Linked DNA regions of Homo sapiens: region 2 is linked to region 1. A link is a contact called in ENCODE Hi-C or POLR2A ChIA-PET data. All regions are on one chromosome and are shown on one strand. Each heading gives the region's core, a stretch centred on a gene start or an enhancer-like site at or near the end of the contact. The rest is flanking DNA. Distances are from core to core; before and after follow the strand shown. Region 1 has its middle 35 kb from the start of GEMIN8. Region 2 holds the start of GEMIN8 (gem nuclear organelle associated protein 8).

The links. Hi-C counts contacts between places; a loop is a spot of excess contacts on that map. ChIA-PET counts read pairs that join two places held with the same protein, here RNA polymerase II (POLR2A). Pooled maps may share reads with other maps.
Region 2: a map of mammary epithelial cell shows a loop between it and region 1 (5-fold over the local background). The contact joins the promoter of GEMIN8 here to the enhancer-like site in region 1. A Hi-C loop is called at or near these places in 2 of 168 maps with a recorded cell type or tissue (dorsolateral prefrontal cortex and mammary epithelial cell), 6 of 37 single-sample maps with no recorded cell type and 14 of 50 pooled maps. POLR2A ChIA-PET finds 5 or more read pairs at or near these places in 3 of 52 experiments (CD4-positive, alpha-beta T cell, IMR-90 and WTC11).

What each region holds. Positions count from the first base shown.
Region 1 is chrX:13,992,547-13,998,159 of GRCh38, reverse strand. It overlaps a transcript of GEMIN8 not described here. Among named protein-coding and RNA genes, the nearest start is that of GEMIN8, 35 kb to the left of the region's middle. Within about 2 kb of position 3,344, at least 3 of the 41 ENCODE cell types and tissues checked have a DNase peak (open chromatin) inside an H3K27ac peak, as active enhancers do; they include dorsolateral prefrontal cortex and mammary epithelial cell, where a contact is called at or near this core.
Region 2 is chrX:14,025,665-14,031,724 of GRCh38, reverse strand. It overlaps GEMIN8 (gem nuclear organelle associated protein 8), which reads left to right and starts at 1,833. Exons shown (of 5, transcript NM_001042479.2): 1 at 1,833-1,948; 2 at 5,504-5,585. RefSeq lists silencers at 1,493-1,632, 1,667-1,866 and enhancers at 1,243-1,743, 1,744-2,244.

The DNA.
Region 1 (5,613 bases), core at 2,095-4,594:
AAGCTGCAGAGAGCCGTGATTGCCCCACTGCACTCCAGTCAGAATGACAGTGCAAGACTCTATCTCAAAAAAAAAAAAAAAAGCAAAAATGGTAAGAATAAGTAACATACCTAGGGTCACATTAGCTGAAGTGTGGATTTTCCTTCATAGAGGTTAAATTTTCTCCTAATTTTAAAAATACGTCGTGACTATTAATTTATTCTTGCCTCCGGGATTTTTAAGATACATCACTTCTATGATTTTTTTTTTTTTTTTTTTTTTGAGACAGAGTCTTGTTCTGTCGCCCAGGCTGGAGTGCAGTGGCATGATCTCGGCTCACTGCAACCCCTGCCTCCTAGGTTCAAGCAATTCTCATGCCTCAAGCCTCCCGAGTAGCTTGGATTGCATGCATGCATCACCACACCTGGCTAATAATTTTTGTATTTTTAGTAGAGACGGCGTTTTGCCATGTTGGCCAGGCTGGTCTCGAACTCCCGACCTCAGGTGATCCGCCCGCCTCAGCCTCCCAAAGTGCTGGGATTACAGGCATGAGCCGCTGCACCCGGCCTCTATGATTCTTTTGATCAGAAAAATTGCCCCTTGTGTAAGTTAGCTTTTGTTACATAACAACTCGTCCCCAAACTTAGTGACTTAACCATTTTTTATGTGGGTTGGCAACTTAGGCTGGGCTCAGCTAGGTGGGTCTTCTGCCAGTCTCCCCTGGGCTCACTCTTATAGATGCAGTCAGCTGATGGGTCAGCCAGGGGCTGGTTAGTCTAGGATGGCCTCAATCACATATCTGGGGTTTGGAGCTGGCTGTCTTATGGTTATCTGCTAAAGTAATAGGAGCAACTGGGCCACATGTCTCCAGCAAGCTAGCCTGAGTTTGTTCCCATGGTAGTTATAACAAGGGTCCCAAAAGCAACAAAAGAGGACAAGCCAGCCGGGCACGGTGGCTCATGTCTGTAATCCCAGCACTTTGGGAGGCCAAGGTGGGCAGATCACGAGTTCAGGAGATTGAGACCATCCTGGCCAACACAGTGAAACCCCATCTCTACTAAAAATGCAAAAATTAGCTGGGCGTGGTGACGCACACCTGTAGTCCTAGCTACTCCAGAGGCTGAGGCAGAAGAATCGCTTGAACCCGGGAGGTGGAGGTTGCAGTGAGCTGAGCCGAGATATCGCCACTACACTCCAGCCTGGCAACAGAGAGAGACTCTGTCTCAAAAAAAAAAAAAAAAAAAAAAGACAAGCCACAGCATGCAAGCGTTTTATAAGCCTCTGCTTTCTTCATATTTTCTGATGTCCCATTGCCCAAAGCAGATCACATGGCCAAGCCCAGATTCGAGGGGTGAAAAAATAGGCTCCACCTCTTGATGGGAAGAGCTTTGAGTCACATTGCAAGAGGATGTGCATACAGGGATGGGAGAAATTATTGCAGCCTTTTTTGCAAGTAATCTACTGCACCCCTTTTGTGTTCCTTTTCACATGATAGCTTATAGAATTTTACTGCTTAGAGTATAGGATTAAGATTCTATTTCTTTGCCAAGCTCCTATGTAACTATGGATATTGATATGGTTTGGCTGTACCCTCACCCAACTCTCATCTTGAATTCCCATGTGTTGCGGGAGGGACCCAGTGAGAGGTCATTTAATCATGGGGTCAGGTCTCTCCCATGCTGTTCTCATGATAGTGAATAAGTCTCACAAATCTGCTGCCATGTGAGACAGGCCTTTCACCTTCTGCCATGATTGCAAGGCCTCTCCAGCCACGTGGAACTGTAGGTCCATTAAATCTCTTTCTTTTGTAAATTGCTCAGTCTTGGGTATGTCTCTATCAGCATTATGAAAACGAACTAATACAGATATACAATTAGCCCTTGTCTTATGACTTTGAGAATCACAGAGTTGGAAGGAGATTTAATGGCTAGTCAATTCAATATTATACTTAATAGAGGACCATCTTGTGGACACAGAAGCACAAGATCGCATCCATGTGGTAGGCCTTCAAATCCTTAAAAATAGTAGGTTCTATGATTTCTCTTTTCCATTTTAAATATTCCAAATGTCGTAATGTCCCCATTTTATATAATGGACATACAAGACAAGCATTGCAGATTTACCAGATATGCTGATCTTCAGACTGCTCTTCCTCATTGCCAGCTAGATTTGACTGAGCTTCACATTAGCTTCAAACAGAGTGGGAAGTTAGAAAATGACAGGGTAGGCATGGATGTTGACCTACGTGGGTCCTTGAGATGGTGTGATAGGCCCCCCAGTGTGTCCAGCGTTCCACAATGTGGAACCTGTGAATACATTCCTTTGCATCGCAAAAGATTTTGCAAATGTGACCAAGTTAAGGAGCTTGCCATGGAGAGAGCATCCTGTATCCTCCAAGTGGGCCCAATGTCATCACAAGGGTCCTTATAAGAGGGAGGGAGGTGGGTCAGAGTCAAAGAAGGAATGTGAGAAGCAGAGGTTGGAGTAATGAAAGGAAGGGGCTATATATCAAGGAATGCTGGCAGTCTCTAGAAACCAGAAAAATCAAGAAAACGGATTCTCCCCTAGAACTTCCAGAAGACATGCAGCCCTGCCAACACCTTGATTTTAGCCCAGTAAGACCCCTTTCAGATTTCTGCCCTCCAGAACTATAAAAGGACATATCTGTGTGCTTTAAGTCACTGAGTTTATGGTAATTTGTCACAGCAGTAACAGGAAACCAATAGAGATGGGAAATGTGTGATTGGTTAGTGATGAGTGTAATAATACGAGCTTGCTGTGCACTGAACACTTTACATATGCTACCTTATTTCATCCCAGCACAACACTGGGAGTCAATTTCTCATTTCCCAGATACAGAAATGAACTTAGATTAAGTAACTTGTCCAAAGCCAGCAAGCTAGAAAGCGTCATTGAGGGGTGAAGATTGAACCCAGGTTTCAAGTCTTTCTGAGCCCTTGCCTCTGTGCTATACTTTACCATCCTGATAGGGAGTTGAGCCCCTGGCTTGGGAGATTGGGGGTAATGTCGCCATTGAGTGAGCTAACAAATTCAAGAAGAGAAAAGGAGAAGAGGAGGTTTTCCTATAATTGCAGGTGACAGAACCAGCATGGTCCAGTGGGCACTTAAGTGCACTGTCGCCTTCCCTACTTTTGATGTTTTGGGACTCTGACTGATCCACCACTGGCTTCCTTGTTCCTCAGCTTGCAGACAGCCTGTTGTGGGACTTCACCTTGTGATTGTGTGAGTCAATTCTTCGTAATAAACTCCCTTTCATATAGACACCTATCCTATTAGTCCTGTCCCTCTAGAGAACCCTGACTAATACATGCAGAAATCGTGTGGTTTGTAGTATTTCTTAATTTTTATTTTCTGGTCAAAGAACAGTTGTTCTATAGAATGGTATTCATATATGCTGACCACAAATACTCCATGGGACAGTTTGAGGAACAGTTTTTCATGGAATGAGGCCTCATTTTAACAAGAGTACAATGTAAGGGTCACATTTGGCCACAAGTGCCATAGCAGCCACCCATGAGGTTTCAATAAAATGTGAATTCTCTCCAATGCTACTGGAACTGTTCTTTCACCACAAACATATTTTAAGCATCCATCCACCATTTTCTGGGTCACTGCAAAGATATAAAAGAGATCAGAAATGGATATTACACCAAACATTATGTAGTAAAAAATTTTTAAAGTAACAAAACTGAGTAACAAATGTGACAAAGGTAGTAGAGACTTTGGTTAGTGAGGACAGTGCAGCTCAGATGCAGCAGGAACTGAGGGGAGGAGAAGCTCGGGGGCCAATGTGTGTGGGAGTTGAGTCTGGGCTCAGCTTCCCGGAATGAATAGAGTTGGCAACATGGAGATGGCACAAACAAGCACTCCAGGAAGAGAGAACAGTGCAAGGCAGAAAATACGGCTGTGTGTTGGAAACAGAATGGAGATCCGTCTGCCAGCTTGCGAGGTTCTCAGACCTGGCTGCATGTTAGAGTCACTTGGATCCCACCCTAGACCAATTAAAGCAGAATCGCTGGTCATCGGGGCCCAGCCATTGCTGGTTTTGGTTTTGTTTTTTAAAGCTTCCCTGGTGATTCCTGTACAGCCAGAGTTGCACCCACTAGGCTAAGTTGGCTGTTCTCAACTATGGTGTGGGGACCTACTGATGTTTAATTTGAGGTATGACAGGTACTACTTCTCAAACTTTAGTATGTGTTAGAATATCCTGGGGAGCTCATTAAAACACAGATTCCTGGGCCCTGCTGTCAGAGATTCTCATTCAGTAGGTCTGGGGTGGGGTCCAAGAACATGTATTTCTGTCAAGCTCCCAGGTGATGCTCTGGTCTATAGACTGCACATTGAGTAGCACAGATGTAAATAATTTGATATAATGATAAAAGAACAGTGAAGGAAAGTTTACAAATGGTTTGCTTTCTTAAACTATATACATCCAGGCCAGGCATGGTGGCTCACACCTGTAATCCTAGTAGTTTGAGAGGCTTGAAGTGGGAGGATTGCTAGAGGCCAGGAGTTCCAGACCAGCCTGGGCAACATGATGAGACCTCATCTCTATAAAAAAAATTTTTTTTGTTTAATTAGCCAGGCATGGTGGTGCATGCCTGTAGTCCCAGCTGCTCAAGAGGCTGATGTGGAAGGATCACTTGAGCCCAGGAGGTCATACCACTTCACTCCAACAGAATGAGATCCTGTCTCTTTAAAAAAAAAAAAAAAAAAAAGTATACACAACAAAAGCAGATTAAAGCATTTGACTGGGAGACAATGTGGTGGCCTTAAGGTGACTGTGCCAGTGTTTGCAAATATCTCACAGCTCAACACCCCCTATATCCTGTGCATCATGATGGGGAGACAGTCATGAAGCCCTGGGCTAGAACAATTAGTTCATGAAGCAGAGTGATGACATAGAAGCATGGAGAAGAGCCAGTTCATGAAGGGTCCTCCCTGCTAAACCATGGATGCTGTGAGCAACCACAAGGTCTTTACAAAGGTTAGGAATGAACAAAGCCATTTCTCAAGACAAATATGTTTATAGTATCTGTTCAAAGGCGATGACAGTAATGCGAATTGATGGGGCCTAACCTGGAGAAGTGGCAGTGGAACTGGAGAGAGAAGATAGATGTAAGAGATGGTGCAGAAATGGCAACTCCACCCTTCAAGGTGCTCAAGCAACTCCTTTTTCATGCCTCCAACCAACCTATCAGAAAGCCTGCTGGATCTCCCCACTTCTCCCATCCCACCACCTCCTCCTAGTCCAAAGCATCACCATCTCTCACCTGGATTAGTTCCATAGCTTCCTAACTGCCTTTGCCCTCCTACAATCTATTCTAAAACATAAGCCAGATCGTCACTTTTCTGCTCCTGTGTCACTTGCAATATGAGCTCAAGCCCTTACAGTGGCCTACAAGCATGGCACGATCTGGACCCCTATTATCTTTCTGTCATCGGTTCCTTCTACTCACCCATTTCTCTCATTCTGCTCCAGCCCCATTGACTTCCTAACTTTTTCTAGGACCTTGCTTCTCAAAATGTGGCCCCTAGACCAGTAACATCAGCATCAATTGGGAGCTCAATAGAAATGCAGAGTCTCAGGTCCCTCTCCGGCCCCACTGAATG
Region 2 (6,060 bases), core at 584-3,083, 35 kb before region 1:
CTTCTGGGTCTCTGTGACAGCAGCCAACTAATATTCTATCTAATGCCATAGTATACCATATATATTGTATTTTTTCATTCATAGAACCAGGAATCACTCTACCTGAACTATATCCACTCTAGGCCTGCATCCTTCTGCCTTTCCCAGGAACCCCCTAAGCTCTTTCTCCCTATCTTACCCCTCTCCATCTTTCTTTCCTGCCTCTCTAGATGCTGGCTTCTTCCTTGAGGTAGAGATTGCACCAGGCCCCATCTGACTTATCTGTCTCAATCCACACCTGACTTTTCCCATAAGACTTCACCCTCCTACCATCTCCTGCTTCTATCCATAGATATCTCATTTCCTCCCACATCCATTTTCTGAGGTGGAGGAATAATCTTTTCTAAAATAATCCCCCTCTATATACACATACTTTCTGGCCCTTACCCTGCTATACTGTCTTCATATAACTCACCACAACATACAATTCTATTTATCTGCTTATTGTCTATGTTCTACACAAAAGATTTAATTTTATGAGCCCCAAAACTGTATTGTTTACTACTGTGTATCCGGTAAATAGAATACCACGGTACAATAGAAATGCAATGCATGCCACATATATAATTTTAAATGTTCTAGTAGCCACACTAATAAAGTAAAAAGATAAAGATCAAATTTTAGTCTTTAACCTCAATAGTCCTTCTCTAAGATGTTATCACTATAAAGAAATTGAGGTATTTTACATTCTTTTTCTCATTCTTCTTCAAAATCTAGAGTGTAATTTACCCTTACAGTGTATCTCAGTTCAGACTACTACAATTCAGGTTCTCAGGGCCACATGTAGTGGTTACAATGGACAGCGCTAACATAGAATACTTGGCACATAGCCGGCATCCAGTAAATATTTGTTAAAGTTAATATTCTTCTATACCATTTTAATTCTTCTGTAGTCCAGGAATAATACAGTAATGTCACGTCATTAATACCACCCAATTGACTTAGCCATTTCCTTGTTGGGCATTTAGGTCTTTTCCAATTTTCACTTTTTAAAATAATTCTGTAATAAACATCTATCTGGTTCGTACCTGTTTTTCCTTGGAATAAATTCCCAGAAAGTATTAAATATGGTAATTGCCCCAGAAATGATATGTCACGTAAGACTTCTAATTGTTTATGCTTGGTTCTTGTTAATGACTCTTGTAATGTTAACAGGGCAGGTATTGCTGTGATGGTTATAATTACAAACATATTAGTACTAATGTTTTGTCTGCTGCAATGCATCAGGCACTCTGCATTAGGTTATGCATATCTTATAGATGAGACACACGAGGCTTGGGGAAGTTACAAACTTAGCACTGGACTCGCACTCAAACTGAGATCTGGGTTAATCTATTTTCAAAGACTGGGTGTTTTACGCTGGGACAAATTAAGAAACTAAAACTGTTTTAGTTAAGAAAGAAAACAGAAAGGAAGAAAGAAAAGGCTAAGTAAAGACAAGGGAAGGAAAACGAAGAAAGCTGAGGAAAGGACAAAAAGTTAAAGGCTGGAAACCCGGGCGGTGCAGAAGCGACCCTTATCTCGCCGGTGCAGAAGCACCGTCCGACCCCCGGCGCGGGTGCCCGCCACAGTCCCAGTGCCCCGCCCGGTGCAGCTCCCTCTCCGCCGGCCCCGCCACCCGCAGCCATCCCACGCCTGCCGCCCCGGCGCTCCACTCGGGGTAGCCGATTAGCAGGCAGCTTCCGGCCTCCAGCACTGCACCGCCTGCGGTGCGAACGTGACGTCCGCGACACAGGGGGGGACTTCCGGCGCGCCGCGCCACGCCACGTGTTCCGCACCGGAAGCGCGCTTCCAGTCGCCCCGGCAACAGCCGCCTCCCTCGCGTCCCCCACTCCCCCTCTGTCTCTCCAAGGAAAACTAGGCCCCTGCGCGGCCAACGCCCAGGATCCGCAAGCTGCGCGCCCACGAGGTGACTTCGGGGACGGCTGGGTTTCCTTTGGGGAGTGAGGGAGGAGCTTAGACGCCCCGGGCCCTGGCTTCTTCTGATGCGCAGAGAGCCGAGGTCTTGGACGTCACGTTGCTCTCATAATTATCTTAATCCCGCGACAAAAGGTGGGGCCGGAGGCCCATGAGATTCCTAAATCATTGCAGGTTAATTGTGAGAGGGGACCAGTCCCAGAGGCTCTCAGCTCTGCAGTGCTTCCGAATCACTGGACGACTCTTTAAGAATTCTGATCCCCGGGCCCCCATCCCGGACCAATGAAATCAGAATCTCTAATAGTGGGGCCCTGGCATCGGTAGTTTTTAAAGCTGCCCAGGTGATTCTGGGGTGCCGAGAACCACCGTGTTAAGGTCTGTAGGTGAATTCGGATTTTGCCCATCCAGTCCAGTATCTGAATAGAAGATCGCCCAGGACAGCCACATACTTGAAGGATGTCTAGGATATTGCCCTCTCTGCTCAAAAATTCGGGTTTCTTTCTTTTCTCTTGCACTTTAACCTCTGCAGGAGGTCAGCTTTTGGTGGGAGTTATCTTGAGACATCTGGCGCCTACAGTTTATGGGCCTTGTGTCTCTGCCCACTTATCAGTAATGAGCTGTAATTGAACCAGTGGCCAACGAAGTGCATTTTAGCTCTGAAATCTTGATGTTCCCTTAGTACAGATCAGATGGTTCTGAACAATTTTATTTTTTTCAGGAATGATGTTTTTAAACTCGTTTGACAGGCTAGGCTGTGTATTCAGCTGTTCTTCATCTCAAATCAGAACAATATTACTTAAAAAATCTAGACTAAAGATTAGTAACGCAACACTTCTAGGATTATTTATGCTCACAGCCCCCATGAATTGTAGGATGAGAGCTACCCTTTAAAAATACTATTTTTGCTAGCATAATTTATCGGAATAACAGTCTCTTTGTAATTTCAATGTGAACAGAAACCATATATTTTTAAAGACTGCTGGTTAGTAACTTGGAATAAGCATAACTGAAAGCAAGTTCACAGGTGTATAAATCCCCTCTGTGTGTTCATTGCTGTGCTGGGGAAGTATACAAACTAAAGTTCCAGAGAGAAATGTTCATTCTGAAACTGTTCTATAGATGGTGATTAATCATTTTGGGTTTTTTTTTAAAGGATAGGGTGAGATGAGAATGACGGGGGAAAGTTTTGAACAGTTAAGGCTAGAGTGTAAATTGGAGAGTTTGCAAAGTAGGTACAGAACTTTTTTTGAACAACTTCTCTACAAGAGGAAATTCAGCCACGGAACAGCTGGACAAGTGAAAAAAGAATGTAGTTGATCAAATATCAGATGAATTGAAAAGATCTTTGAAAACATAATGTATTTAAATATTTGCTTCCTGAAAAGATTTGGTGCTTTATAGTCAGTTTTTTGAGTTACTAGGTCCTCAGAGATTTTGGGGAGTAGATGCAGGAGGAGAGAACGTTATCAGGAAACAACAGACAAGCTCAACAATTTCAGCAGCATCTAAGAGCATGAAATATTAGCTATTATTTTTATGCTGGAAGGAAAATAGGAAACTTAAAAGGAGTAGATTGTAGAATCCATGCCTACAGGTAACTGAGTAAGTGCCCAAGTAAATGAGGCATAGTGAGTGCCTATAAATTCAGAAAAGAGAGATTAACATGGAATTACCGTGAATATGTTTATAGAAAAAAGTAAATTTGAAATAAGACGCCTGAAATGTACTAGCGATCTTAACTACTTTAAACTAGCCATGGTTTTTGCTGTTATGCTCTTAATTTGCAGAACCTGCCTATTCAACCCTTATTACCTTATGGTCACACTAGGTTTTGCTTATGAAGGACATGCTTGCTGTGAAACAAACTTATCTGTTTCCTCTTTTGAACTATGTTATCATTATGTCATTCTCAGTCATCCCATTGCTTGTTGTGTTCCTGAGTCAGAGGGTAACTTTGTTCCTGGCCTCATATTTCACTTTTGATTCTGATATTAGTCACAAGGGGATTCAGAGAACTTGCAAATAAACCCATTCACAAATTCATCACACTTGCTGACAAATTAAACAATGCCCTTCTGTGGGTGGAATGTCATTTGTATGAAAAAAAGAATTGTTAACTGCATCCTTTCAGCCTTACTCCTTCCCCATGCTATGCCTTCTTTGTGACAGTACTTATTACAACATCCAGAAGAGGGTAAATTGGGGTTGGGGATTGAGGGAATGAAAAGAAAATAAAACTCAGTTTTTTGGCTCCCTTGCCTATCAGTTTTAACTGTAGCTATTATAGACGGGGAGATGCAGGCTTTCTGAACACAGTGGCATGTGCACTTGAGTAGGCCTGTGTCCTGCCCAAGATGGAGCTTGGATGTCTGCAGGTGGAAGAAGGCCATTTGGACTTGAGCCATCTTTGATGTCCAAATCACTAAGCAGGGACCATGCAAAGACACAGGAGGGAGGCCATGAGGGCATCAAGCCAGATGAGCTTGCCAGCCTCAGCAACCAGCCAGGGATGGGGGCAGGGCTGCCCAAGTAGGTGGGGCAGGAAGCCCAGCCCTCAACAAAACCCTATTATATTCTTTGTCTTAGTGAGGAAGTTCTTACTGTTGTGTGTATTATTGGAAGACATCTTCTGTGATAGGGTTATTATTGCATGTACAGAGAGATTCCTTGGAACCGCATATGACTCAATCTATCTCACTCAGATTTCTCACCATACCTTCACTTATTTTGCTGCAGTGTCCAGCAGATCTCCTTGAAACAGTGTGTACTGAAGACCTAACTAAATCCTCCAAATTACCTGGTTGGTTCAGAGAACCAAATCACTGGAGCTTTGTAGGGAAGGTTTGACTTTCAGGGCTTTAGCCAGAGTAACTTATTTAATGATTGGCTTTTAATGTGTTTCTGTGCAAAGATCAAAGCAGGTGAATTTTCATGTATTTTTAGAATTCTAGTAGAAAAGGAAGATAGGAAAATCTAGTTCAAGTATACATTCTAGTTTTTAGGGGAATTTGTGTTTTTATTTTACTTTTTTGGTTGCTACGATTTGTCCTATATTCTATATTTATAAGAACATAAATATGTAATTAAAAGAATATATTTGATGGCACTACCTGTCAACAAAGCCACTTATTTGTGAAATTTTTTGGTAACTTGATGGAAATAGTCACATTTTATCCATTGAAAACTACAAAGCTCTTATCTATTGTTCTTTGTGTATATTTATGCATTAAAAATAGATCCTGCAGGATGAGCAGATGTACTGAAGTGTAAATCCGTTTTTTAAGAGAGGCTATATGGAAAAATATATCATTCAAGACTCAGTCTCTGCCTTGCCTATAGGCCTCGTCAGTGTTTAGTGAATGACCTCAACCCTGTTTTTTTCCTTCCTTCTTTGGTGGTTGAGGACAGACAATGAATGGTCTCTGTACTCGCCTGGGCTCAGCTGGGTGGTGGCCATTATGCCATTGTGCTCACTGGAGAGGGCTGCCGGGTTTGTAGAGCTGCGGATCCCGGCCTTCCCTGACATTGCCAATCTCTTTTCTTTCAGCTCCACCAGCCCATTGGAGAAAAGTTACTGTTCAGTCCCTGAAGGCTTGTGCCATAAAAGAGTGGGAGACATTCCCAGGGAGGTGAGGAATGAAAGATCGAATTAAAGACCATTAAAGACCAAAGGGCATCTAAATCTGCAGCAACCATCAGCTCTCTTTTCTTTGAGAGGTAGTAGTCTCTGAAGGTGTTGCTGTAATGTCTATAATTATTTAGATGTTGGCTTTTCAGAAACCCAGGCATTCTTATTAGCTCCTTAAGTTCTCCATGCGTGAAGAAAATAACCAGCTTAAAAAAGCTAATCGGACCTATCTCTAGAAGAGGACCTCTTCTTCCCTTGGGAGCTAACTGATATTAACTGACTAACTGATTGCTTAGCAGGAAAGAATATATATTCTTTCCAGGGAATAGAGATTCAGAGCTCTGTCCTGTTTGCTTTCTAAGCCCTGCTGATTGATATGGTTTTGCAGAATTTTTATTGTTATTTTTAGTTAAGTCTTTAAATGTTTATATGGATATTTAAGAAAAGATCCAATTTCCTTATTTAGTCATGGAGAG